3 separate regions of the Homo sapiens genome follow, and regions 1 and 3 are each linked to region 2. Evidence: chromatin loops called from intact Hi-C (ENCODE). Cell type or tissue: GM12878. All regions are shown on one strand. Region 1 has its middle 16 kb from the start of MS4A4A. Region 2 has its middle 14 kb from the start of MS4A7. Region 3 overlaps LINC00301 (long intergenic non-protein coding RNA 301).

What was found. A loop is a pair of places that touch in the nucleus more often than their neighbours do. Peaks named below come from ENCODE experiments on the same cell type or tissue, not always from the same donor. Only the 100,000 strongest peaks of a DNase experiment are listed, where the experiment ranks them.
Region 1: it touches region 2 in a loop (6-fold over the local background); 5 of 110 quality-filtered maps call a loop at or near these places.
Region 3: it touches region 2 in a loop (3-fold over the local background); 6 of 110 quality-filtered maps call a loop at or near these places.

Annotation. Positions count from the first base shown.
Region 1 is chr11:60,260,826-60,268,825 of GRCh38, reverse strand. No RefSeq gene overlaps it. Among named protein-coding and RNA genes, the nearest start is that of MS4A4A, 16 kb to the left of the region's middle. In GM12878, a CTCF peak has its summit at 3,023 (motif pointing left); a DNase peak (open chromatin) is centred at 2,995.
Region 2 is chr11:60,360,297-60,368,296 of GRCh38, reverse strand. No RefSeq gene overlaps it. Among named protein-coding and RNA genes, the nearest start is that of MS4A7, 14 kb to the left of the region's middle. RefSeq lists enhancers at 184-690, 4,312-4,411, 4,502-4,581. In GM12878, a CTCF peak has its summit at 4,636 (motif pointing left); DNase peaks (open chromatin) are centred at 1,066 and 4,606; H3K4me3 peaks cover 656 bases; H3K27ac peaks cover 2,168 bases.
Region 3 is chr11:60,630,912-60,638,911 of GRCh38, reverse strand. All of the region lies in intron 3 of LINC00301 (long intergenic non-protein coding RNA 301), which reads right to left. All of the region lies in intron 4 of LOC105369321 (a long non-coding RNA gene), which reads left to right. Among named protein-coding and RNA genes, the nearest start is that of LINC00301, 19 kb to the right of the region's middle. RefSeq lists an enhancer at 4,841-4,940. In GM12878, CTCF peaks have their summits at 4,544 (motif pointing right) and 5,121; DNase peaks (open chromatin) are centred at 4,991 and 6,851; H3K27ac peaks cover 1,040 bases.

The sequences.
Region 1 (8,000 bases), 99 kb after region 2:
CATTGAGATTGGGATAGGGAGAAGAGAAGGCAATGTTGTCTGAGGTGTCTGCGGGGCCTCAATTATAAAAGAACTTGAGGTCTTATTAAGGACTTAGGTTTATTCTGAGTGAAATAGAGGCACTGGAAGATTTTCAGCAAAAGGAACACAGGATCTGACTAGTGTCTTAACAGTATCACTCTGGCTGCTTGCCATGATAAGAACAGACTGAAGGGAGATGAGGGAAGACGTAGGGAGGATAGTGAGGAGGCTCCGACAGTAGTCCAAGAGAGAGGATGGTGGGTTGGGTTGTTGGGATGCAGCGTTGCTTCTCACTAAAATCCTGGGAGGTTGGTACCTACACTTGTCTTTCAAACTGCATGTCACAAGGGTTTGGTGTACAGATTATTTATTTAAAAACTATACATGTACCCTGAACATAAAATAAAAGTTTTAAAAAAAGAAAGCTACAGAAAACATCAGGAAGAGCAGTGGAACACTATCAGAAAAAGAAAATATATTTCATTCCAAAAAAAAAAAATGCCAGCTCTTTTTTCTCTTGGGAGGGCAAAAAAGGGAATGAGCCGACAATATATCTTCTCACCCACTTAGACTTCCAACTTTCCCTATTCATTGTCTCTGTGAGCCAAAGCCAAGTCTCATTTAGTTGTTTCTCTCTGGAGGGGGACCAGGTAGTGTAATAGAAAGACCACAGGGCTAAAAAGCAGCAGGTCTGAGCTCCGGACAATTCAGCCATTTGCCAATTGTGTCACTCTGGGAAAATCTCCACAAATCCCCTATAAATGTGTGACAGTAAAGCAAACCATTCAGGTTTGTTTGGAGAATTAGAGGCTGGAAAGAGAGAAAGGACAAAGCATTGCTTTCCTATTCTCTCTGCATTGACACAGCCTTTGGAAGTAGCTACTTCTTCCACAGTTATACTACAAAGCAGCTCTTCTTACAAGACTTCTGCTCTTTATTGGTCCCCATAATAGTGTGTTCTCTTCTCATACCTTCCTGCTTTTCTTGTCTGTAGTGACCTCCCTTTCCTTCTTCGTTCCCTTAACTCTGCCCAAATTCTGCGAGGTCTTCATAAAAATCCCTTAAATAAGTCACATGGGATGAATTATGTTTCTTGGGGACACTTTTACTGATACCTGAGCCTTCAAAATGACTGAATGTGGGGAGTGAAAGAAAGAGAGGCGTAGGCACCCACCTCCTAGGATTTGAATGAGCAGTGATGCTGTGTTCCAACAACACAACCCACCATCCTCTCTCTGGGACTACTGCCGGAGCCTCCTCGCTACTCTCCCCACATCTTCCCTCGCCTCCCTTCAGTCGGTTCTTACCAAGACAGGCAGCCAGAGTGGTCCTGTTAAGATGCAAGTTAGATCCTGTCTTCCCTTTGCTGAAAATCTTCCAATGCCTCCTACCTCACTCAAAATAAGCCGTATCTCCTTAATAAGTCGCTTTATAATCCAGCCCCCCAGAAATCTCAGACAACATTGCCTTCTCCTCTCCCTATTCCAGTCTCAATGTGTCTCCAGACGTACTGTTTCCTCAGAAGCATGGAACGTGCTCACCTCAAGACCTCTGCTCTTACCACTTGTTGGTCCAGATAACTGCTAGGGATTTGTATTATCAGGTTCAAGAAAATAAATGCGTGGTTCCACTCATTATCTCAGCATTATTATTTCAGAAGAATAGTTCACACATATTATTAGATTAAATTTTATTCACCTAAATTGCGTTTGAGAAAATTTCTTTATTATCCATTTTGAGTAACGAGTGGGAATCCTAGGAGGTGCTCGAGCAACACCAGGTGGTTACTGCCATGAAAAGGGATGTGAGTCCCTCTGGGGAGGCAGGACTGGAAAAATCTGAGGAGTAGTCAGTGAATTTCTATACTGTGTAAAATAAAGGGAAAGAGAAACAAAACAAAAACTCCAAAAATGGTACTGGCCCAACCATGATGGGAATGGGTATTAGAGAAACGTTCAGAAGTCCTAACTTTATTTCACTTCTTTTAATCCTCTCTCCACCCAGCTTTCACCGATCCACTCTATGGCATTGGAAAATAAATGCTTGGTTCATTTCCATCAGTCAGCTTCACTAGAAACTACTAGGTTGGTTCATTCACTTTCAAAGTCACTTCTAGATCCATGAAACCATATGAGTCATCCTAAAATCTCTCATGGACATATTTCCTTAATGTGTGATCTATAAGTCCAACACCATGAGGGAGGCTCTCAGGGTCGGGCTGGTTCAGGTTATTTCCCTTATGAGAGGCCAGTGGCTGTTCCACCAAGAAGGGAAGAAGCCAGGCACAGATGTTGCCACCTGGCCACTCATCCCGAAGCCTTCCCAAACCCTCACCTTCTGCAATAAGATCCATGTTCCAAAAAGCAGAGAGGAGGGCATGGTAATGTCTCTGGTGTGCCATTTATAACCCAGATTTTTCAGAATATGAGACCAGGTGAGATGTGCAGTCTCAACCTCTCCCTCTAGCTGTATCCACACCCTCCTCCATCATGCATGTGCTCACATTTTACAGAATGTGGGGAAAGACAGGAGAAGGGAGAGGAGAGTAGAGTAAATAACAATTAGATAAAATCTAAAATATGTTTTTCAGTTCACCAGAGTGCAGAGAATGGGGTGGGAGTGGACAAAAAAGTGGTATAAAGTTAGGATGGTACAAAAAGCACCCTTTGAAATTAAAGCACTTTAATACTATCTTGAAAATCAACTTGTGATGTTTTGAAAATTCATTCTCAGGTATCCTCACTAACACCTTTCAATATAAGTAATAATATCTAAATAATACCTACAAAATTTAGCAGATGAAAAAGCTAAGGGTCAGAGGGATGACTTGCTGTATCTACTAGATTCCCAGAGAATATGGGATAGAAATGGGACCCAACCCAGCGCTAGTATACAAGACCAGAGCTGGGAGTTGACTTTTCATAAGGTCTTCCCAGAAGACACCAGATTAGGTAGGAATTCAAATTAGGTAGGACAATTTCTTGTCCACTGCCTCCCTCTTGTGGCTCAATTAAATATGACACCTCAATGTCAAAATGAAGGGGATAATAGGAAAAACAGAAAAACTGGGTTATACATTCATTACCTTCATGACTCACGTGAATCACTTTCTTTCCCTGGGCCACAGACTTCTCATATTTCAGTGTAGAAAGATTTCCACGTCTCTTCTAACTCTGATGTTCTATTTTTATAAGATGTAAATCAGGTCTCTTATATACAGCCCAGTCTAAGCAAAGCATCTCAATATTGTAAGAACTGCCTGTGTGCATGTGTGTGCGTGTGTGTGCATGCATGTGTGTGTGGAAAGAGATGACAACAATTGAGACTACAGAGCAAGTATTAAGAGAACTGTTTGTATTTCTGGACTCCTGAAAATTGTGCACCACCTTCTACATGTCTTTGTGGTCAGTGGTGAACAGGCCATACCATGAGTGCTAGGAGAATTTTCCTGATGCCAGGATTTGAGCTTACCATTGCTCATTTACCCTAATTTCTTCCCAAAGATATGTTACTTTTGGGAAAGAAACTGGGGAAAGATTGAAAAGTAAATCCTAGCTTGCATTCCTGGGACAAATAGTCCCCGAGAGATATATAACTTTAAGCTTGGTTCTGAACTGAGATCATTGTCTCCTCTAGTAACCTGAAGCAGCATCAAGACATCACATCCTACTCTCTGTCCTTACAATAAAAGGCCTCAGTTTAGTATCCCGAAGTCCAACTTGGCCCTACCCTCCAGACACAGATATGAAGATGTAAAGAGAAGGCCAAAGCTTATGGAATAAATCCTACTCAGAAGAGAAGATAGGCACAGGGCCAGGTTCTATGCATTCTGGCTCAATACCAGCGGTAGAATTTAAAAAGCCTTTAGTTGCATCTGGAGAACTCCAGGTTCGTCTAGAGCAGTAGCTCTTAAAATGTGGTTCCCAGAGTAGTAGCATCAGTATCACCTGACATTGTGGTTGACATGCAAATACCCTACCCCAGACCTATTGAATCAGACAGTCTCGGTGTGCATTCTGTGTTTTAAGAAGCCCTCCAGATTTTGATACACACTCAAGTTTGATATCTACAGGCTTATAGCAGTAATTGGCAACATTGACTATACGGTAGAATCCGCTAAAGAGCTACAAAAAATTTTGACTCTCCAACCATAATCCATATTAATTAAATCAGAATACCTGGTAATGGGGCTCATGTGTTAGTACGTGTTAAAGTTTCCCAAGTTATCCCAATGCTCAGACAAGATTGAGATCCATTGCTCTAGAGGCAAAGGCAGACTTCTTGGAGAGTCTTTTGCTTCTGTCTCCATCCTTTCAGCTAACTAGTAGAAGGGCCCAGGCCTTTCTCACATTAACTTCTGTTAAGCAAGTTCTAGTCCCATCTCAGGTTTGTGCAGGTGATTTGTTTTTAAACATAAGCTTGGGACTTTAATTTTACCTGATTAAATTTGATCTGTATTCCAACGCTCATGTTCCAGACTTTTGGGTTGTATCTTCAATCTGGACACTCTCGTTTTATAAATTATACTTCTTGTTTTTGGATCATTTGCAAATAGGATCAGCAACTAAATTCTTGATGAAAATATTAAGTGGTTGAAGATCCAACCAAGAGACTCCACAAAGGATGACATTAACACCCCCTGCATAGGATTTCTACCAGATGACAATCCATATAACTGGTTATTCAGGGCATGGTAGGCAGCCATAGTCCTGATTCTCTGGTTTTCCATATTTAGGGTCAACCCTGAGCCATTTGGCTGAGACCAGCTGGGCCTGGGTGTCATCTGATCACCTTTGTTACAGGATCAGTCCCGAGCCTGTGCACTGAGGCCTCTTCAGTACTTCTTCTGAACTAATAATACAAGGTTCCAAATGTCAGATATAGGAGAAACCGAGTGTTGGAGTTATCTGGGCCTGGGTTTTTAAAATACAAGTAAGGACAAAGGATGTCAAGATGTATAACTCTGATGTTCAGTCTTCGGCTTCAGTCTTCCTCACTTGACTGTCACTCTAGCCCTGAAGCAAATATACCAATGCCATGCCATGAAATTGCCTCATGGGCATAATTGTTGTACATTCCGACTAAACACAATAAGAAGACGGCAGGGCTTGAGTTTCACCACCAGCCCCCAGATGACCGCATAACAGCTATCACATAGTCTTACTGAACTAAAGTACCTGGGAACTTGAACTCCAAGCTCTTGGTGCTGATCCTGTGAAAAGTGCAATGTTGCATGTCCTGTCCCAGCTTCCTCTTTTCCAGGGACTTTCATATCTTAACTGTTCCTCTTGTGGTGCTCTCAGAGCTTTTCTCCACCAACCACTTTTTTTTTCTTTTTGCATTTCAAAACACATCACTTTTCGTTTATTTCATTATACAAATTATTTGCTTTCAAATCCATTTTTTCATGCATAAGTGCATGGCCATTTCTATTTCTTTAGTTAAATTGTCTGGTCCTGCACTTCATCCATTTATATTTTTTCTATGATTACTATGTGGGCATTCTATTCTCATTTTCTTGCCATTCAGTCTTTTTTAACACAACGCATCACTTGTATTAGTTATTGTATACTCCATTTTAATTTCTGATAGTACTGTCTTTACTTCAACATTAGTCTTTATTAAAATACTTTTGGCTAGTCATACTCATTCCACATGGACATAAAGAACATTAAGTCAATTTCCACAAGAGATTTATTTGAAAGTATATTATATTACGTCCGAAAAAAATGTGGAATAACTGACAACCAGAAATAAGTCAATACAGTCAAGTCTCTGTCTATGTTTCTAAATAAAAGGCGTATGTCTTTCCTCATAAAAATTCTTCATGTTTCCACTTAAGTGAATTACTGAACACTTTATATTTTTGTTTTAGTATGACCAAAATATATTCACTTTAGGCATTTAATCTGGTTATTAACAATTAAAAGTCTATAAATATTCATTGGGCTTGAAATTAATCTTATTTTGGTAACAAATATTTGTATTACTTACCTCTAGCTTTATTGATTAGTTAATGTGGGCTGGATTTTTTGTTTTAAGTTAGTGAGGTTTTGGGATGAATATTTGGTCAATTGTTGCCAATGTACCAAGGGTTCTTAAAAAGCATGCTTTCTTTAGTGTTGATTCATTCAAGTATTTTGTAATTCAAATCATCTTTTTTGGCTTACATTCCTCAAAACTTACATATGTTAAAAATTCTCATGAGTACTGTGTTTTTGTTAGTTTCTCACACTCCTAGGCATTTTTTTATTAGTAGAATATTATATGTTATTTGATCATAAGATTCTAAACAACATATCATTATAAATGCCCTCCTTTGTCATACCTGAGAATTTTCCTTAGAACTTTTATTGCCTAATATTAATATTCTATCCCATGTCTTATTGTTTTGGATTTTCTGACCTTCATTTGCCTTTCCGTACCCTTACATTCACTACTGTAATAGGAACTTTTGGAATAGAAATGGGATTTTGTCACTGTGCTGCTTGAATCTTTCTGTGTCTGCACATTGACTGCATGACAAAGCCCAATGTCTCCAGTAAGCATTTGAAGTCCTGTGAATTCCACATTTTGCACGTCCAGGATCTTACCTCTCACCCAAATGAAACTGTCACTTCTCCCACTGTGACAGAATCATAACAAAGTGTTTGCAGTTCCCCCCAGTAAGCCAAACTGTTTCAGGGCTCTAGCCTCTGTGCGCACTGATTCCCCTACCTAGAATGCATATGGCTGCAAGCACCTGCTCTTCTTTGAAAGCATTATTTGAATGTTAATTTTCAATGAATCCTCCTCTTCCCAAGGGAAATTTTAGCCAACACATCTGAACTTTTTGTGCTCTCGTGATGCTCCCTATGTACTGTGTTCAAGGGCAGGGACATTATCTTCTACAGGTATTACTGATCTCTTGCATAGGTCTGCATGGGCCAGATACTTAATAAATATTGGCTGAATAAAATAACTGTGAGTGGTAGCTCATTTGGAATAGGAACCTAGGATAACTTTAGACTGGTGAGAACAAAATGGCAGCCCTGTTCACATATACAGAGGCTGGCACTTAGGAGTCCCTCCTGTGTGAAGCAGAGAATTGTTGCTGTAGCAAACCTGTTTTCAAAAACCTCTTCATTCATGAAAAGAGAGTAATAACAACAGGGAAAATTATGTGAATTTGGAACAAGAGCAAAATAAGACAATGTAGCAATAGTAGACAGTGTAATTACTTGATATGAATGTTAGGCAGTGTATTAATGTATTTCTTTTGCACCGTAAGGTCCAAAATAGTAGCATTGAATGCCACAGCCTATGAGGTATTCATCAAGATTTGTCAATTTAGTATCGGTTTCCTACAGCTTAGAAAAACTGTTTGTCTGAGTACCCATAAGGAGCCTAAATTCCTGGTGGGAGGGGATCTTATCTTTTTTACTTGGTGGTGCCAGTGTTTTTCATATATTAGTCAAGAGAAGAAAGATTTTTATTGCCTCTCTCCAACTCATTTTTCCATTCCTGTCCCCATTGTTGGAAACACATGCTCAGTGTCACAAAAAAGAACTAGCGCTGAAACAAAGGACAAAGGGTCTCTCAGCAAGGCAAATTTACTTCTGCAGAAGGGTGTGTCTCGCATATGGAGCAATGGCGAGAGCACACAGAACAAAGGAAAGCAGGGGTTTTATTATCTCTAATGCAGCTTCTGCTTCTGTGTGTTTCCTCTATTGGCTAGGGTTGGACAGCACAGTCTAACTAGTCGTGACTGGCTAAACATTTAAACTTTCTTAGATAAGGTAGACATGTAAGGAAGGTGAGAAGAGAGAGACGAGGGGTCATTTACGGGGACATTAGGAAGGTAACCTATTCCCTAATAAGGAAAGGAATGTGGACTGGGGTTGTAGCAAGTTCAGGCATGCCTAGGTTCAGACAAGTTGGGGTGCAGCAAAGGCAAGGGGGTATGTGGAATTATAGGATAGAGAACAGGGAAACTGGAT
Region 2 (8,000 bases):
TGGAAGCTTGGGCCATGCTGTGAGTGTTATAGCTCTATTGGAAGCCGTGGATGACGGAAGAGAACTGTGGAACCTGGTGACTAGTGTTCAGCCTGATTAGGACGAACCCGGGCACTTAGCCGTGCAGGAACAATAGCGAGCCTTTAGGGGCAATGGGCGCCTCGCTGGATCAGGAGCGCAGGGGACACCCTGCCAGATCCGGAGGGGTAGAAGTCAGCGGTGGTTCTGCGACGGCGGCAAACTGCAGTGGTGGACGCAAGCGATAGCTCTGCTCCAGCCAGAACAAACACGGACCAGAAGAGCAATCAGTTGCAAGATTTAATAGAATGAAAACAGAGCTCCCTTACAAGGGAGGGGACTCAAAGGGGGTTGCCGCTCCCTGCTCGAATGCCTGGGTTTATATCCCGATCATTGTCCCTCCCACTGTGCTCTCAGGCAATATATGATTTGACTATTTCTTTACTTCCTGCTGTTAGCCTAATTTGTATTTTAGTGAGCCCTCTTTACTACCTGATTGGTCGTGTATGAGCTGAGTTACAAGACCTGTGTTTAAAGGTGGGTACCGTCACCTTCTCCAGCTAGGCTTAGGAATTCTTAGTTGGCCTAGGAAATCCAGCTAGTCCTGTCTCTCAAAATGATACCTTTATGACTTGAACAAATTTCTAAGTATTTTCTTAAACCAGATGGTAGCAGAGAATGGGAATGAAACAACTTTGCCATCTTTTTGTTGATATTACTAAAACGCATTTGGAAACATTTTATTTTTCATTTTTACACATACACACACTCCTATATCATATAAAATTTTAGTGGCATTTAGAAAACAAAATGTATTGCTCAAGTTTTTTCTTTAATTTTGGTTAGCAACTAATTTTGAGTATAAAAGGAAAATATTTTTAGGAAACAAATCAAAACTGAATGTTTTTTCTCACTGCAGCTGATTCAGTTGACCGAAACTGGTAAGTGATTATAAACAACAGGACTTGTTTTAAACAACTCACTTTCCCAGCCTAAAGACTGAAGACTGCTAGTCTTCAGTCTTCAATTTGCATAACTATTATGAAACCTCTTTCTATTCAGTTTGAAAAAACCCCTGAATTTCCCCCAGCTGGTGAATACTTAATGAATTTCCCCACAGGGAAAGAGCCACGGGGCTCTTTCCTTACTGGGCACATACACAAACACATAAACTCAGCTTTTCAATTTATATTCTATTTATAGCTCTAGTGATCTTTAATTTGTTCTTTAACACAAGTGTAAGATCTTGTCAGAAAATGGGATTCAGATTTTACCAACATCTGACCCAATACACATGTGATTTGAGATTCTTTTTAATTGATACATGATCTTTGTACATATTTATGGGGTATATATAATATTTTGTTACATGCATAGAATGTGTAATGATCAAGTCAGGGTATTTAGATTATTAACGTTGGTTAAAATTTTAAAAATAATGTTGGTTAAAATTTAAAAAAATTCCATCCTGGCTAACATGGGTGAAACCCCGTCTCTACTAAAAACACACACAAAAAATTAGCCGGGCACGGTGGCGGGTGCCTTTAGTCCCAGCTACTCTGGAGGCTGAGGCAGGAGAATGGCCTGAACCCGGGAGGCGGAGCTTGCAGTAAGCCGAGACCGCGCCACTACACTCCAGCTTGGGCGACACAGCGAGACTCCGTCTCAAAAAAAAAAAAATTTTTTTTTGAAAAATTATTTTATTGATACAAAATGCCTTCCTCTTTAAGTGGTGTTCAGATAAAATCTTTTCATCACTGAATCCGATATGAAACCGCCTTTGCAAAATTATGACTGAGACAGTGAAAGACATTTAACTTAACTGACTCCATTTTGCTTCTAACCTCCAAGCTGTCCTTGTTCATTCCTGGGAGTAGGCTGAACTAACTTTGGGAGAAACTTAGTTTATAGTTTACAGTTTAAACAAAGACAGTAACAGCCCTTTCCCAAAGCAGACCTCTTTCTTGCCTGGGGACTAGATTACTTTTGTAGGACTAACATTAGACACAAGATTAGAAATTATGGTTTAGGAGTCATGCAGCTGGAGGCTACAAGATTCTGACCCTTCCTAAACTGCTCCTAAGAGCAGTGCTTGAGATATTTTGCAGACCCCGATGGATTAGCTGGCACCACCCAGATCAATAAACTGGCTCATCTGATCTTGTGGCCCCCACCTAGGAACTGACTCAGCACAAAAAAGCAGTTTCAGGGTGGGTGAGGTGGCTCATGTTTATAATCCCAGCACTTTGGGAGGCCGAGGTGGGTAGATCACCTGAGGTCAGGAGTTTGAGACCAGCCTGGTGATTCTCCTGCCTCAGCCTTCTGAGTAGCTGGGATTACACGCGCCTACTACCATGCCCAGCTAATTTTTTTATTTTTAGTAAAGACAGGGTTTCACCATGTTGGCCAGGCTGATCACGAACTCCTGAACTCAGGCGATTCGTCCGCCACGGCCTCCCAAAGTGCTGGGATTACAGGCATGAGCCACCGTGCCTGGCCCCACAACTGTTCTTTCTAAGATCCTCAGTAGGGCTAGCTCTCCCCTGCTGCTTGTTTGAAATCTAAGATGTTACTACTGTCAGCTAATAGAAGAGTTCCTCAGTCACTTTAGTAATTAAAATATAGATTTATGCAAAAATCAAAATCCAACTGTCATTCATATTAAAATTTCTTCTTTTCCTCAGTTTGGCCTGCTTTAGGCAGGGCAGCTGACATGTAAAGTGGGGGTCAGTGCTATTTCTTCTCTAACTCTTCACCCTGAGGATTGCTAAGAGGGATTCCTGATCCTCACAGAGTCAGGGGCAGGAATGAGGAGAGAGGAACAGAAAAAGTCTCTCTCGATTGGCCGTTTCCCAACTCGATGTCAGTGCTATGCAGGCTGGTGGATGTTGAATGCATCTGTGGTTCCATCACTGGGATTCCTTGGCTGGGCTTCCTCTCAGTATCCTCATGGACTTAGCTGGCAGCTGACGATTATCCTATGTCCTGTCCCTGGATGTCCATCAGAAAATCTCCAGCCTCATTCTCTTCAAGGTCTCCTTGCTCCCTCCTGATTTCTTTTCAGAGCAAGCTCTAAGACCATCCATGTAGAATCTCTTTCACACAGCATACAGGTGGAAGTGCAGACCACCCCCACACAATCTACTCCTCTTGCTTAATTGTGCCACCATGAGAGCCACTCTAGGGTGGCTAGATGATTCCTGCCTCTTGGTCTTCATGCCCTTTTGTAGTTATTTCCCTGTAAATATAGGCAGGATCTGTGACTTGCTTTGAATAACCAGAATCCTGCAAAGGTGACAGGATGTATGTGATTTTGGGTATGTGATTATATGATCATGTCACAGAAGACTGTAAACTCTGTCTTACTGGTGTCTCATTCTCACCATTGTTGGCCTTGAGAAACCAATTTGTCATGTTGCAGTCTTGATATGGTAAGAGAGTATAAGCAGCCCTTAGGAATTGAGAGTGGTCTCTAGCCAATATCCTACAAAGACCTCGAGCCAACACCTGGCAAGAAATGAGACCATTTATCCTACAACTGCAAGGAACTGAATTCTAGCAATAACATTGTAAGCTTGGAAGTGGATCCTTCTCTAGTCAAACCTCATTTGAGGCCTCATCCCTGCCAATACCTTAAATGGAACTTGGTGAGACCTTGAAGCAAAGAACTCAGTTAAGTCATGCCCAGAGTCCCGACCTGTGAGGTAACAGGTGTGCTGTGTTAAACCTCTACGTTTGGGTGATTTATTATATAGCAATAGATAAAAACACTGGCTATAGAGTAGACAGTCCAGGTCTTAGCATTCTTTGGTTTCTCCTGGTGTGTTGGACTCAAGTTTCTCATTTTCCCTAAACTGCAGAGGATCTACAACATGATCCCCATGCGGTCCCATTCCAGCCTCTCTCTCTGAGCTGGAGATGAGGGGGAGGTTCCTCCTTCCTTCTCCTATAGTGACAGGAGGGAGGAAACCACACAAAACATCAACAATGTCCTTCTAACGAAATTCTCCAGTACAGTTTCCAAATGACATTCTGTTTCTAATGAAATCCTCTTCCTTCAGTCTTACTCAATTTCTTACTCTTTTACTCAATCTTTAATGTTTTATAATCTGGTTGAGAAAACCATGTTTGGCTCTTTTTTCTTAATTTCTACTTGGGTGAATGGGGTTTTATTGTGTAAATTAGGAGCGATTGTCATCTCTATGGCAAAACAAGAACGGGTGGTGGGTGTGGTCTCTTCAGGTGCAGACAATGAGGAGAAGCATGGTCTGTAGAAAATTTTACAACAATAACAAACTGCCATATGCTTTTTAGCATCCATTTTTAAACAATTCTAAACAGTATTGGTAACAGAATACTGCTCTCAGGAGCAACAACAACGAAAAAGATCTAAATTCTACCTGAATAATTACCTGCTCCGGGGGCTGACTCCTCCTTCTGTCCTGCCCCTTGGCACAATTCTGTGTCATCTCTTGTCTTCGGGCCACAGATGAAACTGAACAGAATGCCTCTCCTGTCTATGCTCTGTTATATATCTAGAGGGACAATTTAGCCTCTAGCTTTACACTGCCACATAGGGCTGAATTATACAGAAAAAGTAGTTCCTCAGGACACTTTGCTGCCATCTGCTGGGCAATTGTGAAAAGTACACAAAAAGTGGTTGGAGCCTCAGAGTTGCATAGCTTTCCCCCAGCACACACTTATGTAAGGGTGTTTTGTGTGTGTGCATGTGTTTGTGTAAATGCATGTGCCCCCAGCTATAAGAAAGCATATGGACCATTTAACACTATCGAAGATATGAAGAATCGAGTGCATAATTCCCTCCACATCTTACCATTTTCTTTGGTCTAGCAAGAGTGGTACCAGGAAGCCACTTGAGTGGTCTTGAGGATTCTAGGTGTGCCTGTGGGCAAGTGTTGGAGGGAGGAAGTGAGGAGGGTGTCTGGCTATGGAAGGGTGGTCTAGCTCTATCATCTAGCTCTGGTGTCTGGCTATGGAAGGGTAGTCTAGCTCTATCATCTAGCTCTATCATCTAGGGAAGCGAGGCAGGGAAAGATGGAAGAGGAAGGAAAGGAAGCTCTTAAGTCTTGATGAGATTACATTGTCAGGCTTTGTTCTAAGTGCTGGATATATATATTTTCTCATCCTGTCACCATGGGGTACTATTACATTTAACTATCTTCATTCTGAAAAGAGAGAGGAAGACCCCAAAAAGTTAAGGAAGTTGCTCAAGATATTTTTTTGTGTGTTTGAAGAAGTAAATAGGCTTCTGGGCAGAGTGCTCATACGTCTGGTCTGCTGGGTTGGATATCAGTGACCTTTCTGAGCCTACGCTGACCCTGAGTTTCAGGATCTGTAAGTGGCCCTAAGCTCCAAGACCAGACTTGCCCGCACCAGCAGGCTCTCTACCTTGGCTTTTGAAGCTGCGGCAGAAACAAATGCAGATGGCCAATTGTTATTTTCAGTGAGTGAACGTGGGGGCTTCCTTTGCTTCTGTCCTTAGAAATAAAAATAAATCTTCCAAGCCAGCTGCAACTCTGCCACCATACTTACTCTGACGACTGCAGTAGAATGTCAGCAACAGGTCATTGCAGGAACCTGAAACTTAGGTCTTTGTTTCCAAAGTTTGGGAAACACTCATGGTGTCTGAACATGGGGTGAGAAGGGAAAGGAAAACTGGGTTGTTTATAACTGTTGGGAAACAAAAATGTGCTATGTTTTCATGAGGTTTCTCTTCAATTGCTTTCCATTTGTTTGAGAAGAAATCTACTGCTTGGTTAATATGAAGTATCTCTTAGGCAGAAAGTTTTCCTTCCCATCGTTCTGGAGGGTATAGTTCCTTTGCACTTTATGACTCACACCTGACATTTTGTCCTGAAAAGAGTACTCACTGTTGTCTGAGGGGGCTACAGTGAAACACACAAAAAAGGAGGAAGGCAAGAAGGTCAAATGAGGAAAAACAACTATAAATATTTGCCACTCAGGGACTTTTATACATTTCAGAGCTGTATAAAAATGGTACATTAAATAATAATAAAATAACTTTGAGGTTCATAGGAGACTTATATTTTCTTCTTTTTCTTTTCTGTATTCCTTCTGAAAGAATCAGATATATAGAAAGGTGAGATGATAAATGACTCAGAATAATTTATAATGTTTATATGCTAATTCCAAAACTTTATACACATAGATAAAAATGCAGAAAATAATAAAACAGGTATCTACATATTTCCCCCAGTGATTCAAGTGATATTATCATTTTACATGATTATTTAGATTCACTTTTTTCCTCTCTACAGAAATAAAATGCTGCAGGTAGCCCCAAAGCTCTCCCTGTCTCCTCCTCCCCCTCCCTCCTTCCCCAGAGGTAGCCACAGTTAGGAGGGAACTTCATCTGTCTCCAGCCTCACATTTCCTTCCAGCAGAACTTCCTATAGAGAAACACACCTGTTTCTTTCCTCTCCTTAACCTGGTTCTCTTCAGGGAAGGAGGAATGCTGCACAAAGTTGCAGAGTTTGGAAGGAGGGCTTGGGCTTGTGTGGCTCAGCCCATCTGTGTTTCTTCATTTGTTTTGGAGACAGTCTGCCTGCTAGAAACCACTATCATCTGTTCTTCCCTTCCCTTGCTAGGGTTTGGAGGTGCCTCCTCTTATGGGGGAGGCCTGGGGTGACCCAGCTCTGCCAGTGACTGGTTGGACACATCAATTGAATTTCATTTGGCCTTGAACTGAAGGAATGCTTTTCCTTCAGCATATCAGGAATAAAGTGGTATTTTGGTTTTTCACCTGAGCATTTGCTGTATCTTATTTTGCAAGTCACTGTAAATATGGGACTAGAAGAAAGGGGTATTATTTATATTCCTAGTCCCTTAGTTCTCCTAAAAACATATGTTCAAAGACTAGGAACTTTGAAAAATAAATTAAAGCAAGTACTTGGGGAGATTGATGCATCTGACAGCGCCAGGAGGTAGACAATCGTAGGCAGACAGGGGCAGGAGTCCGGTGAACACCACCTTTAACCCAAAGAGAGTTTAAAGCCTGAAAGCCAAGCTACAAGTCTCAGATAAATCTGAGGCTGGATGGAGAACCTCTCTTCCCATTTGGCATGCTTTTCTCTGATTGGTCCCCACCCTTCACCACCCTTCCCCTGTTTTACATGTACCTACACTTCCATAATTGGCCTTTTACATTGTCATGCCCACTTTTGAGTGGTGTCTTTGTTTTAGCCTTTTCTGCATACTCACAAACTAATCAGCCTGCACTCCTCCATTCTGAGCCCATAAAAGCCTGGGACTCAGCCACATGGGAACTGCCCACCTCTGGGTGAGAGAGACCACCTGACTTTGGGTGGGGGACCATCCTTGTAACCCCCTCTCTGCTGAGAGTTGTTTTGTCACTTAATAAAATTCTTCCCCACCCTCCTCACCCTTCAATTGTCAACATAACCTCATTCTTCTTGAACGTGGGACAATAACTCAGGACCCACTGAATGTGAGTACAAAAAAAGCTGTAACACTGTGGCCCTTTCCCCTTCGCCAGTGGAGGGCAGCCACCCCATGCAACAGGAAGTAGCAGCAGGACCGAGCTAGCCCCAGAGCCATGGGCAGGATTAGGGCAATGGGACTGACAGAGCTGTTAACATGCCGCTGTTCACTGGGCTGCAGATGGCAGAACTAAAAGAGCTATTAGAATGTGGCAACACCCCCTCTGGGGCTTCAGGGATATGGGCATCCCTGCCTGGGTACCACCATGTTCCTCTTGTCTGAATGCCAGAGTCCACTGCGGGAGTTGCTTGTGACATGCCTGGTCCAGCTGCAAGCCCTGCACAGAGCCCACTCCTGTGCCGGTGATTGAAATAGCTGGCCCAACCCCACACTTGCTTACTCACACACCCCCTCCCACCAGAGGCTTATTGCACAGTTGCAGTGGCCATGGGATCTGTGCTGGAGTGCAAGACAGGTGTGGCCTGCCAGGCTGAGTAGAT
Region 3 (8,000 bases), 270 kb before region 2:
TGAGTACTATGTTGAATAGGAGTAGTGAAAGTGGGCATTCTTGTCTTGCTCCAGTTATGAAGGGGAATGCTTTTAATTTTTTCCCATTCAGTATGATGTTGGCTGTGGGTTTGTCACATATAGCTTTTATTATTATTTAATTTTTTTTTTTGAGACAAGGTTTCTCTCCCTTCGCCCAGGCTGGAGTGCAGTGGCGTGCTCTCAGCTCACTGCAGCCTCTGCCTCCTGGGTTCAAGTGATTCTCCTGCCTCAGCCTCCCGAGTAGCTGGGAGCTCAACTCCCGAGTAGCTGGGAGTACAGAAACCTGGCTAATTTTTTATTTTTAGTAAAGATAAAAATTAGCCAGGTTTGGTGGAGGGGGTTTCACCATGTTGGCCACGCTGGTCTCTAACTCTTGACCTCAAGTGATCTGCCTGCCTCAGCCTCCCAAAGTGCTGGGATTACAGGCTTAAGCCACTGCGCCCAACCTCTTTTATTATTTTGAGGTATGTTTCTTCTATGCCTAGTTTGTTGAGGGTTTTTTATCATGAAGAGATGCTGAATTTTATCAAATGCTTTTTCTGTGCCCTTTGAGTCTATCATATAGTTTTTGTTTTAAGTTCTTTTTATGTGGTGAATTACATTTATTGACTTGCATATGTTAAACTATCATTGTGTCCCTGGGATGAAATCCACCTGATCTTGGTGAATTAATTTTTTGGTGTGCTGTTGGATTCAGTTTGCTAGTATTTTGTTGAGGATTTTCACATTTAATTTTATCAGGGATTTAGGTCTGTAGTTTTCCTTTTTTTGTTGTGTCCTTTCCTGGCTTTGGTATCAGGGTGCTACCGGCTTTGTAGAATGAGTAAGAGAGAATTCCCTTTTTCTTAGTTTTTTGGGATATTTTAAGTATGTCAGTTATTTGAAGGTCTGGTAGAATTTGGCTGTGAATCTGTCTTGCCCTGGGCTCTTTTTTTGTTCTTGTTGGGAGATTTTTTAAAATTACCGATTCAATCTCAGTACTTATTATTGGTTTGTTCAGGATTTCTATTTCTTCTTGATTCAAGCTTGGGGATTGCATGTTTCCCAGAAATTGTCAATTTCCTCTAGATTTTCTAGTTTGTGTGCATAGAAATGTTCGTAGAAGTCTTGGATGATCTTCTGTATTTCCGTCTAATCACTTGTAATGTCTCTATTTTCATTTCTGATTGAGCTTATTTGAATCCTCTCTATTCTTTTTTTTTTTTTTTTTTTTGAGGCGGAGTCTTGCTCTGTCCCCCAGGCTGTAGTGCAGTGGCGCGATCTCGGCTCACTGCAAGCTCCGCCTCCCGGGTTCACGCCATTCTCCTGCCTCAGCCTCTCGAGTAGCTGGGACTACAGGCGCCCGCCACCACGCCCGGCTAATTGTTTTTTTTTTTTTTTTTTTTTTGTATTTTTAGTAGAGACGGGGTTTCACCATGTTAGCCAGGATGGTCTCGATCTCCTGACCTCGTGATCCGCCCGTCTTGGCCTCCCAAAGTGCTGGGATTACAGGCGTGAGCCACAGCGCCCGGCCTTCTTTTCTTGGTTAATCTAGATATTTGTCTGTCAATTTTGTTTATCTTTTCAAAGAATCAGCTTTTCATTTCATTGATCCTTTGTATTTTTTTTTTTTTTTAGTTTCAATTTCATTATTCTACTCTGATCTTAGTGATTTCTTTTATTCTAGCTTTGGTTTTGGTTTGCTCTTATTTTTCTAGTTCCTTCAGGCATGTTTCTAGGCTCTCAATTTGTGATCTTTCTGTCTTTTTGATGTAGACATTTAGGACTACAAACTTCCATCTTTTTTTTTTTTTTTTTTTTTTTGAGATGGAGTCTAGCTCTGTTACCCAGGCTGGAGTGCAGTGGCACAATCTCGGCTCACTGCAACCACCACCTCCCCGATTCAAGCGGTTCTTCTGCCTCAGCTTCCTGAGTAGCTGGGACTACAGATGCCCACCACCACGCCCAGCTAACTTTTGTATTCTTAGTAGAGATGGGGTTTCACCATGTTGGCCAGGCTAGTCTTGAACTCCTGACCTCAAATGATTCACCTGCCTTGGCCTCCCGAAATGCTGGGATTACAGGTGTGAGCCACTGTGCCTGGCCCAAACTTCCCTGTTAGCACTACTTTTGTGATATCCTAGAGATTTTGATAACTTGTGCCATTGTTATCAATAATTTCAAAAAATTTTTAAATTTCCATTTTTATTTCATCATTGATCCAAAGCTCATTCAGGTGCAGGTTGTTTAATTTCCATGTATTTGTATGATTTTGAGAGTCATCTTGGAATTGATTTCTAGTTTTATTTTGCTGTGGTCTGAGAAGATATGTAATATAATTTCAACCTTTTAAAAATTATTGAAGCTTTTTTGTGGCCTATCATGTGATGTATCTTGGAAAATATTCCATGTGCTGATGAGAAGAATGTATATTATGCAATTTTTTTTGCTAGAATGTTCTGTAAATGTCTGTTAGGTCCAGTGTTTCTTTGTTGACTTTCTGCCTTGATGATCTGCTTAGTGCTGCCAGTGGACTGTTGAAGTCCCCCACTATTATTATATTGGTGTCTTCTCTTTTCTTAGATCTAGTAGTTTTATGAATCTGGTAACTCTGATATTACGTGCATATATATTTGGTATTTTTATATCGTTGGGTCTATAAGACTCTTTACTAGTCTCTTGAAGGCAGTAGATATTTGGATTGTGTTTTCAAAATCCATTCCACCATTGATATCTTTCAAGTGGGGCATTTATATCATTTACATTCAAAGTTGATATTGATATGTAAGGTACTGTTCCAGTCATCATGTTGATTGTTACCTAGTTGCTTTTATTTTCCATTGTGCTACTGTTTTTTAATCCCTGTGAGTTTTATACTTTTAAGTGTTTTTATACTGGTGCATATGGATATTTCGTTTTGATGTTTAGAACTCTTTTGAGTATTTTTTGCAAGACTGATCTAATGGTGGCAAATTCCCTTAGTGTTTGCTTATCTGGGAAGGACTTCATTTATGAATCAGTTTTGCAAGATACAAAGTTCTTGGCTGACAGTTATTTTGTTTAAGAAGACTAAAGCTAGGACCCCAATTCCTTCTGGATTGTCAGGTTTCTACTGAAAAATCTGCTGTTAGTCTGATAGATTTTTCTTTTTAAGTTATTTGATGCTTTTGTCTCACTATTCTTAGAATTCTTTCTTCATGTTGCCTTTAGGTAGCTTGATGACTATATGCCTTCCTAATGTCCTTTCTGCAATGCATCTTCCAGAAGTTCTTGAGATTTTGAATCTGGATGTCTAAGTCTCTGGCAAGACTAGGGAAGTTTTCCTTAATTATTCTCTCAAAAATAGGTTTCCAAACTTTTTGCTTTTTCTTCTTCTTTCTCAGGAATATCTATGAGTAATATCTATGATTCTTTTTTTTCTTTTTTCTTTCTTTTGAGACAGAGTCTCACCCTGTCACCCAGGCTGGAGTGCAGTGGCATGATCTTGGCTCACTGCAACCTCCACTTCCTGGGTTTAAGTGATTCTTGTGCCTCAGCCTCCCAAGTAGCTGGGTTTATAGGCACATGCCACCATGCCTTGCTAATTTTTGTATATTTTGTAGAGACTGGGTTTTGCCATGTTGCCCAAGCTGGCCTCAAAGTCCTGAGCTCAAGCAATCTGCATGCCTTGGCCTCCCAAAGTGCTGGGATTACAGATGTGAGCCACTGAGCCTGGCCAGGAATATCTATGATTCTTAGGTTTGGACCTTTTGCATAATCCCATATTTTTTGGAAACTTTGTTTATTTATTTTTGTATGATTGAATTAATTCAAAAGCCATGTCTTCAAGCTCTGAAATGATTTTTTTCTGCTTGGTACAGTTTATTGTTAATACTTTCCACTGCATTTTGTAATTCCCTAAATTAGTCTTTCATTTGTAGATGTTCTGTTTTATTTAAAAAAGTATTTATCTCTTTGGAAAATTTTTCATTCTTATCCTGAATTTATTTTTGATTTCTTTTTGTTAGATTTAAAATTTTTCTTGGATCTCATTGAGCAACTTTACAATCAATATTTTGAATTCTTTATCTGGTATTTCAAATATTTCATTTTGGTTTGGATCCACTGCTGAAGAGTTAATATGATCCTTTCAGGGTGTTGCAAGGTTCTGCTTTTCTATATTGCCAGAATTATTTTTCTGGCTTCTTCTCATCTGGATAGACTATTTCTTTTCATTATTTTTGAATTTATTTTTTGATTGGACTAAGTTTTCTTTTTATACCTTGAGGATGTGACAATAATGTACAGTTTATGATGACCTAACTTCAGCTCTGGGTGGTGCTTTCAGTGGCAAAGACACTGTATGAGTTCCTTGGTTATAGAGAATCTTTATATTATAGCTTTCTCAGATGTTGCTCATAGTAGTGATGTACTGGGTGTATGAGCAGGCTTATTGTCTCCTTTGGGGTCAGAATGGCAGAGTTCTCAGGAAACTTATCTTGTTCCCCAGTGGTGTGCATTCCATTTTTTTTTTTTTAAACTGGGTTGAGCAGTTTAGCCTTCAGGCCAGCAGGAGGCACCTGTGGGTAAGAATTGGCTGTGGCTGAAGCAGGTGGGTATATTCAATACCCCATTGGTGAGCAAAAGCCCTATCCCTGATGAGGCAGCTGGGGGAGCTCCTGGTGAAATTCACTGACGCCTTTGCAGTGGGGGGACGGAAACAGCCACTTTATTTCCAGTACCAGGCCAGGAGGAAAGTGATCAAACTCCCTGTCACACCCTTGTCCTAGTACTCTGGATATTCAGATCAGACAGGGACCTCGTCCATCTGCAGAAATGCTGATGTTTCTTGTATAGAGGGAGTGGGACTCCACTCCTCATGCAATCCTGAACCCAGAGGGCACACCTCCTATGGTGATGCTGTCACCTCAGAATGTTCCATAAAAGCCTTCTACAGGTGCACCCTTGCCAAGCTCCCATGGGAGAAGCTCTGGTGGTGTCTTCAGTGGTGGGTGAGAGAGATAAAAAGTCCCTTTATGCAAAATGGTGAGAGGTATGAAAAGTCCCTTTATAAGCACCAGGGCTATTCAACTGCTAGGGCAGAACCAGTCTTCCCCTACTAAGCCCAAGACTGCACCCGTGCCTTTGTTGAAGGAGGTGCAGGTGCTTCCTGCCCACAGTGGGAAGATCTGGGACACAGAAAAGCCCACATTCTAGTTTCTTTTGTTCCCCAGAGTGCTCCCTTGATGTGGTACACTCCTCCTTCCCCCAGGAGTGGCAGTCTTGGAGAGCAAGACTACTGTGAATCCTGATGCTCCTCTGGCTCTAGCCATCACCTCGCGGGTCTGCCGCAATCCAGGCTGATGCTGGGAAATGTCAGCAAGTGATCTGGGGATGTGAAGACACAAGGGTTGAAAGTCCCATAGCAGAACAATGTCCCATAATGATTGCACATCCAGTATGGCACTTGCTTCTATAGCTCAGGTCTAGGGGGAAAGGAAGGAACATGCACAAGCTGGTAGCCCAGTGTAATGCCCTTAAGAAGCCCCCAAATCACAGGCCAATCCAATACTTGGGCTTACAAGTCCAAATAAGCTCTCCTTGAGTTTGGATACCAGCAGGCTGCCACAAGGCCTACAGAGGCTGAAAGCATTCCATTCACTTTCCACAGAATGCTCTGTCTCTTGGGGTTTAAGCTCTACCAGCTTCTTGTTTCTTTCTTTTTTTGTGTATCATAGATTTTTCCAGTGAACTCTCCAAAAAGCTCCAGCACTCTCCCCTTAATACTCCATTTGCGCTGTGATCATCCAAGTGTAATTTTGGTTTTTCCTTCCCAGAATTTGTCACTGATAATCTCTAGTCAGCCATCTGGAGAAGCTCTCGGATGCTTCAGGCTATGGAGTGGTCTGTGAGATGTGCAGTAGCCTGGACTCCACTCTTATGCTCCAGAGGTGATGTTGAGTGGAGCTGGACCAGGCTGACCCATCCTATGGTTTCCCAGTGGCAGGTTCAAGTACCAGCTCTAATGATGGTGGCACGGGAGTGGCTTACACTCTGTAAGATTTCCTTGGTTGTAAATAGCCTTGGCATTGTGGCTTTCTCCATTGTTAGATGTAGTAGTAATGTGTTGGGCATGTGAATGGGCTCAAGGCCTCCTGAGTAGCTTTGGTGGTGCAGTCAATAGTGTTAGCTGAGATCATGCAAAAGCCTTTTTCTTCTTGAGTGCTGTTATTGTGCCATCAGATATTGTAGTGGGCTAGGCCAGTTGACCTCTGGCCAGGATGTGGTGCGTGCAGTAGAGAGCCAGCTGCAGTGGCAGCTGTGGAATTTATGCTTGGTCTATATTACCCAGGGTAAATACTCAGATATCCTAGGCAATGGGTGAGCCCATGGAACTCTCAAAAATTCCTGTCCATGTTCTGCTACCAAAGCGAGTGGAAGGGCAAAGCCAGGTGAGGGTTGGATCAGGCAAGTCAGTGCTCTAGCTCCTCAAGTGTGGGTACAAATGGTGGCCCTGATGGGGGTCAGAGGGCAGCTCCCTGGCCACTGGGACAATGATGCGGGGAGGGGTACAACCACTTTTGCTGCACAAAAGTGTCTGTATGGGGAAAAGGGGTAGCAGGTGGCAGTAAGACCCACCCAACTCCCATGCCTTTGGCACAGTAGGTCTCACATACACAAACTTCTGCTGGCAGAAAGCTGAAACAGCCAGCTGAGTTCCAGACAGTTCATGCTCAGAATGCAAAACTTCCCAACCAAGACAGAAACAGAAGGATGTGGCCTGAAAGCCACATCCTTCCCAATATGACCTGCAAAACAGGGGCGCCTAATTTTGGACCTGTAGCAAGAGCATGCTTTCTTCTTGCCTCTTGGTTCTGGCCTTGAGATTATTGAGATTACATCTCATTCTTACTTGAGATGAGATCACACATCTCAGTTTGGAGCTTCTCTCAACCTATGACCACTGCCTGAGTTAGCTGGCAAGTTTCTGAAAGATTCCCTGTGAGTTAGGATCAGGAATGCCTTCTTTCTGTCCCCACTGACATCTGGGAGTTCATGCAAAGCACATCCTGATGCCATTCCTTTTCATATACTCCCCACTACTCACCAAATTAGCTCCAGCTCCTGGTAGGGTCAAGTCACTCCCTCATGGCCTGGATTGCACAGCTCCCAAGTGGGAATTTGTATCATGGAGACAGTCTGTCTCCCTTTCATGTTCTCAAGACTCATAGTTTTCCAACGGACTCATAGTGCAAGTTGCTGTCTGCCACTCCTTTCAAGGTATTCAAAGTTTGTTTCAGTGTTTCTGTTGAGTTCCTGTGCTCCTTCTTGGATAAAAGTTCATAGCATGAATCTACACACTATATTGCTCTTATCAAGTGGGTGCAATGTGCTAACAAAGACTCCAATCTATCATTTTGAAAAACAAACAAAAAATAGATAACTTGTTTTAAGAAGTGATGAGACGATGTTGAAGATGAAACATGCAGACCATCCACATCAATTAACAAGAAAAAAAAGTTCATCTTGTTCATGCCCTAATTGAAGAGGACCCATGATTAACAGTTGGAACAATAGCCAGCACCATAGATATCTCAATTGGTTCTGCTTACACAATTCTGGCTGAAAAATTAAAGTTGAGCAAACTTTCCGCTTGATAGGTCCCCAAACTGTTGTGCCTAGATCAGCTGCATACAAAAGAAGAACTTTCAATAAAAATTTTAAACAAGAGGAATCAAGATCCTGAAGCATTTCTTGGAATAATTTTAATAGGGGGTGAAACATGGCTTTTCCAGTATGATCCTGAAGACAATGCACAGTCAAAGTAATGGCTACCAAGAGGTGGAAGTGGTCCAGTCATAGCAAGTTTGAATCAGTCAAAACCAAATATTATGGTAACAGTTCTTTGGTATGCTCAAGGCATTTTGCTTGTTGACTTTCTGGAGGGCCAAGGAACAGTAACACCTGCTTATTATAAGAGTGTTTTGAGAAAGTTAGCTAAAGTTTTAGCAGAAAAATGC